Linked DNA regions of Mus musculus: region 2 is linked to region 1. Evidence: chromatin loops called from intact Hi-C (ENCODE). Cell type or tissue: left cerebral cortex. All regions are shown on one strand.

Region 1 (2,500 bases):
GAAAGAAAGAAAGAAAGAAAGAAAGAAAGAAAGAAAGAAAGAAAGAGAGAAAGAGAGAAAGAGAGAGGGAAAGAAATGAAGAAAGGAGAAAGAGAAAGAGAGAAAGAAAGAAAGAAAGAAAGAAAGAAAGAAAGAAAGAAAGAAGGAAAGAAAGAAAGAAAGAAAAAAGAGAGGGAAAGAAAGAAACGAAGAAAGAAAGAAAGACAGACAAGAAAGAGAGAGAAAGAAAAGAAAGACATTCAAGTGCCCATGCTGGTGGTGCCAGAGTGCAGCATGGCTAAGATGGGGCATGTGAGATGGAGAGATGGAAAAAATGGAGTGTGCAGTGAGAGATGAGAGAGAATGGGAAGGTGAGGGGTTAGTACACTGTGAAGAAAGCTGGAACTGAAGATTCGATGGCAGTGAGGTACAGGCAGATATGAGGAGCCTACACAGACACCTGAGACCATGGTGAGGTCCTGGTCCTGGCTGCTGCCAAGGACCATGTCTGGGTCCATGGTCCTGATGCAGCTGGTGCCTGTGTCAATATCTGTGTCTCAAGTTACCACAATAGGCCAATCAGATGTCTGTGGTCTGGGCTACCACTGGAGACCATGTGGATGTCTGAGAGCTATGCTGCCTGGGGAGCAGCGGGGGGGGGGGGGGGGGGGAGCTGATCTAAGTGGCCTACCATGACACCAGAGGCCATGATGACACTCAGCCCCATTCCTTGCTGCCAGGGAACATGTCTGGGTCTGTGATCCTATTGCAGCTGGTGTCTGTGTTGATGTCTCAGACCCACATTACCACCAAAGGCCATGTAGATGTCCCTGGTCTGGACTGCTTCCTGAGGAACTATGCTGAGCTGGCCCCACCCGTCACCAGCCACCACACTAGGGAGAACTGGCCTGGCTCTTCATTTCCAGTGGGGTGGCCTGAGTGAGTGAAAGATGCTCCCCACCCCCACTCCCTGCCCCACTTCTCAACTCTCCACCTATGGTTGGTAGAAGGCTGACCCAGAGGTCATGAGAGCAGAAGAGCTGGCCACACCCTTCACTGGCTGCATCATTCAGGAGAGTAACCCAGTAGAGATGACCATAATGGCAGTGGTGCAGATGAGCTGGCCTTGAGAGCATGAGAACAGGAGGGCTGACTACCCTTGCCATCTAAAGCATTGGGTAAGCTAGCCTGGATAGTGCTGGAGAGCTCACCCTAGTGGTGATGGAGCAGGAGAACTGTCAGGCTGAGAAACTCAGCTACCATCCAGGCCCAGATCCAGGGCTTTGAATTGGCTTACCCCAATATCTACCCCATCTATGATCTGCTGGAGCATGTGAAGGGGAAGATGAAGTAGCTGTTTTGAACCCTGACCAACAGATGGCGCTGATTCCCATACACTACAAACACAACACTCAGATCCTGGAAGCTAAAATGCCTGACCACAAACTAAGGAAACTTAATTCAGGTTGGCATTGAATTTTAGCAGTCTGGGGGCAGTGTCAGGCAGATCTCTGTGAGCTGGGATAACCTTTTCACCACAGAGCAAGACCAGCCATAGCTAAATAGATAGTGAGAGCCTGTCTAAAACCAAAACAAATCTTAATTTTTCTCTCTCCAATATCCTTAGGCTCCTCTGATTTAGAGACCTTTGCCCCTGGCTCATTCTAAATTCTTACTGGTTGGCTCACAACCATCTGTAACAAGATCTGACTTCGTCTTCTGGAGTGTCTGAAGACAGCTATGGTGTACTTACATATAATAAATAAATAAATCTTTAAAAAAAAAAAAGAAAGAAAGGGGCTTGGGTTCAAGTTTGGTGTGGAAGGTGAGCCTTGTGGCAAGACAAGAGGAAAGGGGGTCAGAGATAAAGTAGGTAACAAGGATGTGACCAGTGTGGGCAACTGCAGCACAATCTTACAGAGAAGCCTGCGTGAAATGGGTAAGAAGCTTCAGAACTGTCCTTGTGGAGGCTGAGAGGGCAGGCCAGTTGTTTGTCCATCAACTCCATTTCATAGGGCATTAGCTATCTGACATTTGAATCATAAAAGATGTGGCTCACAGAATTAACTGCCCATTCCTCAGGAATTGCTTCTCTAATATTTTTTCCCCTATGCTTTTTCCTAACTCAAGAAACTACATTTTTCAGGACCCCTTTCCAAATGCCTTCCAGATGGGTTTGGCCAATGCAGGGACTCGGACTACTTCTCTCCCTTGCATCCCCCCTCTCGCCTCCCTCCCTTCTTTCCCTCCCTCCCTCCTTCCCTCCCTCTTTCCTTCCCTCCACAGCAGCATGTCTAGTAGCCCCTCTGTTCTCCCATTGTATCCATTTCTCAGCAACAGCTCCTTTCTTCATGGTCTGAGTCTGCAGCACAGCACTAGTTTTCTAGCAATGCCAGTTTACAACTCCAATAATGGCAGCTTCACCTGCCTGCTGTCTCTCCATTCCTAAGGAGCACTGGCTCCTTGCAGGCACTTGTCTGTGGTGTGTCTCCTTGTCTGTTTTTTTTTTTTTTTTTTTTTT
Region 2 (2,500 bases), 170 kb after region 1:
AAGGCCTGGGGGTGAAGTGACTTCGTGACTAGCCCACACTGAGAGAGCTCCACTGGCTACCTCCTCCTGTGCAGCCCTCAAACCAGCATTCCTGCCTCAGGCCTCACACTAGCTAGGGTCTCACAGGGTCCCCATAAATGACAGGAAGTTTTAGTCACACCTTAGAATGAGTTTTCTCACTCCTCACTCCTGTTACCGTAGTGAACCTGCCTGAGCCCCTGTGTGGCTTTTGGTGCATTGTAAGGACAGGCTAGGTATTTCAGGAGCTGTCATGATACCGCACACACCATGATCAGCCTTCCTGTCTGGTCCTCTGCTTCTGCCCAGACCCTCACCTTGCTCAAGAAGTAGTCACCTCCTCCCACTCTTCTTCTTGCCACACCAGGAGGGATGCTGTGGGTGCCTTGGAGAACAGAGTGGACCTTGGCCAATGTCCTGTGAGCCCCTCTGTGGTTACAGATGAGCAACATTAGCCCATGGGCACCTTAAAGCCCACCTGACCTTCACCCCTCCTAAACACAAGTGCTGAGATGGTCCCATCAGAGGAGATTTCATGTGTTTTATGATCTCTGCTCCACTGAGATCAGGGTGAAGGCATGTCTCCTAGTGAGGAGCAGTTATACTGTGAAACTAGACTTCAGCTAGAGTTTCCAGGTCTCCTGAGAGCCAAGCTACAGACTAGCAGGTTGTGTTGCACGTTTGCACATTGGTGATAAATGCCGAAAGTCAGAATCATTCTAACCTGTGGTCACCTTCCTCTGCAAGGCTAGCCTTGACATTTTATCTTTTAGGATTTGCATTTGTATGTCTGCTGTGCGGATGTGTGCAGGGGCCCGTGGAGGCCAGTGGTGATGGCTAGGGCTGGGGTTACAGGGCTGCGAGCCATCTGATGTGGGTGCAAGAACCAAATGTGCTCTTAACCCCTGAGCCATCGATAAGTGCAGCCCTTGGCCTTGAGGTTTTGCCTCTTACCACCTGGATGGCTTTTGGCCTCAGTGACTCAGTTTCCTTATCTGTAAATGGCTTGTGGGCCCGAGGCGGAAACCATTCAGGCTATCCTCATCCTGAGTGTGTCAGCACTGGAAGGTTAGGACTAAGTGGTCAGCGGTTGGTCACTGGCAGAGGCCTGCACATCTGCATATCTCATGGCTCCCAGGCTGTTGCTACTGCTCCATGGTCTTGTCAGGCAAGACACCTGGCAGTAACTAGGACCCCATAATCCTCCTTAGGGCCTGGATCTCCAGGGGTCCTCTCAGGTTGCCACTCCTCCTTGGCCTCAATGTCCCCAACTGTTCAGAGAGAAGAGGAAGCCCCCATGGAACATATTCATCCTACCCCGGAAGGAAGCACAGGCAGGTGGGCTTCCCTTACAGTTCACCCAGGGAATTGGTTATGTGACAGGTGCCACATGACTATATTACCACCAGGGGGCGGAAGAGCGCCCTGCAGAGAGGCAGTGAAAGCTTGCAACAAGGGCGCTACTTAGCTCTCGATGCTGAGCGTGGAGCAGGCTGTGCCACCATGCGTTTGCTTTTGTGTCCTTAAGAGACGTAGTACCCCTAAGCCCAAGCTGGGAGCGCAGAGGCACATCTCCCTCACATGCACGGCCTGATGTCACTCAGCTGCCGGAGAGGCTCTGGGAAAGGACGGAAGCTGGTGTAGCCAGGCAGAGACTCCTCCTACCTGAAGTTAAGGATGCCGCTTCTGGGAAGGCGCCACTGGAAAACTCTTCCAAAGTGCAACTGGGGTTAGAGGAAGACCTAGTTCGGCTGCTGGTGCCTGGGGGATGTCCTGGGGACTGGCGGAGTTTGCATATGTGTGAGTGTGACAGGCATGTTAAGCTCCTGACTTGCGCCAGGCTTCAACGATGCCTTATAGTGAGTGGACTATCATTCTCAAAACCACTTTGTGCTGCTAACTGCTCACCATAGAAGGGAAGTCAAGGCAGAGGGCCAGGTGGCTTGCCCAGGGTCACACAGTGAATAAGTGGTAGAGCCTGGCCATCTGGCTACAGGGTGTGCTGCTTTTGTGTGTGGAGACCGGAGTAAGAGGCCACCGCAGATTTCCTAGGTTGGTTCCCACACACACTATCTGCCCCCTCCTCTGAATGGAGCACATGCCTCTCGAGGGCCCTGCTCCTGAGAGCTTGGACTCGCGCTCACAGTTTCCGTATTGGCCCCAGGACTCCGATACCCACCGATAAACAGCAGTGTGTGCTGGCCGAGCCGGCATCTCTGCTTGGCCCTCAGCGCTACCATGCTCTGGGGTGAACAAGGCTGCCGGAGAGAATCCAGGGCGCCCAGTGTGCTGTTCAAGTAAACTGAGCAGAGTGGGGATTTCTGTGGGAAGGGGGTGGGAGCAGTTGGGACAGAGTCTTTTTTTTTTTTTTTTTTTTTTTTGGTCGCTTATGATGACCTTAAACTTGTGGCCTGTCTGCCTCTGCTGCCCAGGTGTCACCCCCACTTGCCCAGGGGCTTCCACTTTACCTGGCAGCCTCTCC

The links. Peaks named below come from ENCODE experiments on the same cell type or tissue, not always from the same donor. Only the 100,000 strongest peaks of a DNase experiment are listed, where the experiment ranks them.
Region 2: a loop joins it to region 1, with 2.5 times the contacts of the local background. A loop is called at or near these places in 3 of 42 quality-filtered maps.

What each region holds. Positions count from the first base shown.
Region 1 is chr9:55,945,676-55,948,175 of GRCm38, forward strand. No RefSeq gene overlaps it. Among named protein-coding and RNA genes, the nearest start is that of Scaper, 8.8 kb to the left of the region's middle. In left cerebral cortex, a CTCF peak has its summit at 1,343 (motif pointing right); a DNase peak (open chromatin) is centred at 1,335.
Region 2 is chr9:56,117,248-56,119,747 of GRCm38, forward strand. The region is part of intron 3 of Pstpip1 (proline-serine-threonine phosphatase-interacting protein 1); the gene reads left to right. Among named protein-coding and RNA genes, the nearest start is that of Pstpip1, 29 kb to the left of the region's middle. In left cerebral cortex, a CTCF peak has its summit at 1,427 (motif pointing right); a DNase peak (open chromatin) is centred at 1,493; H3K4me3 peaks cover 454 bases; H3K27ac peaks cover 198 bases.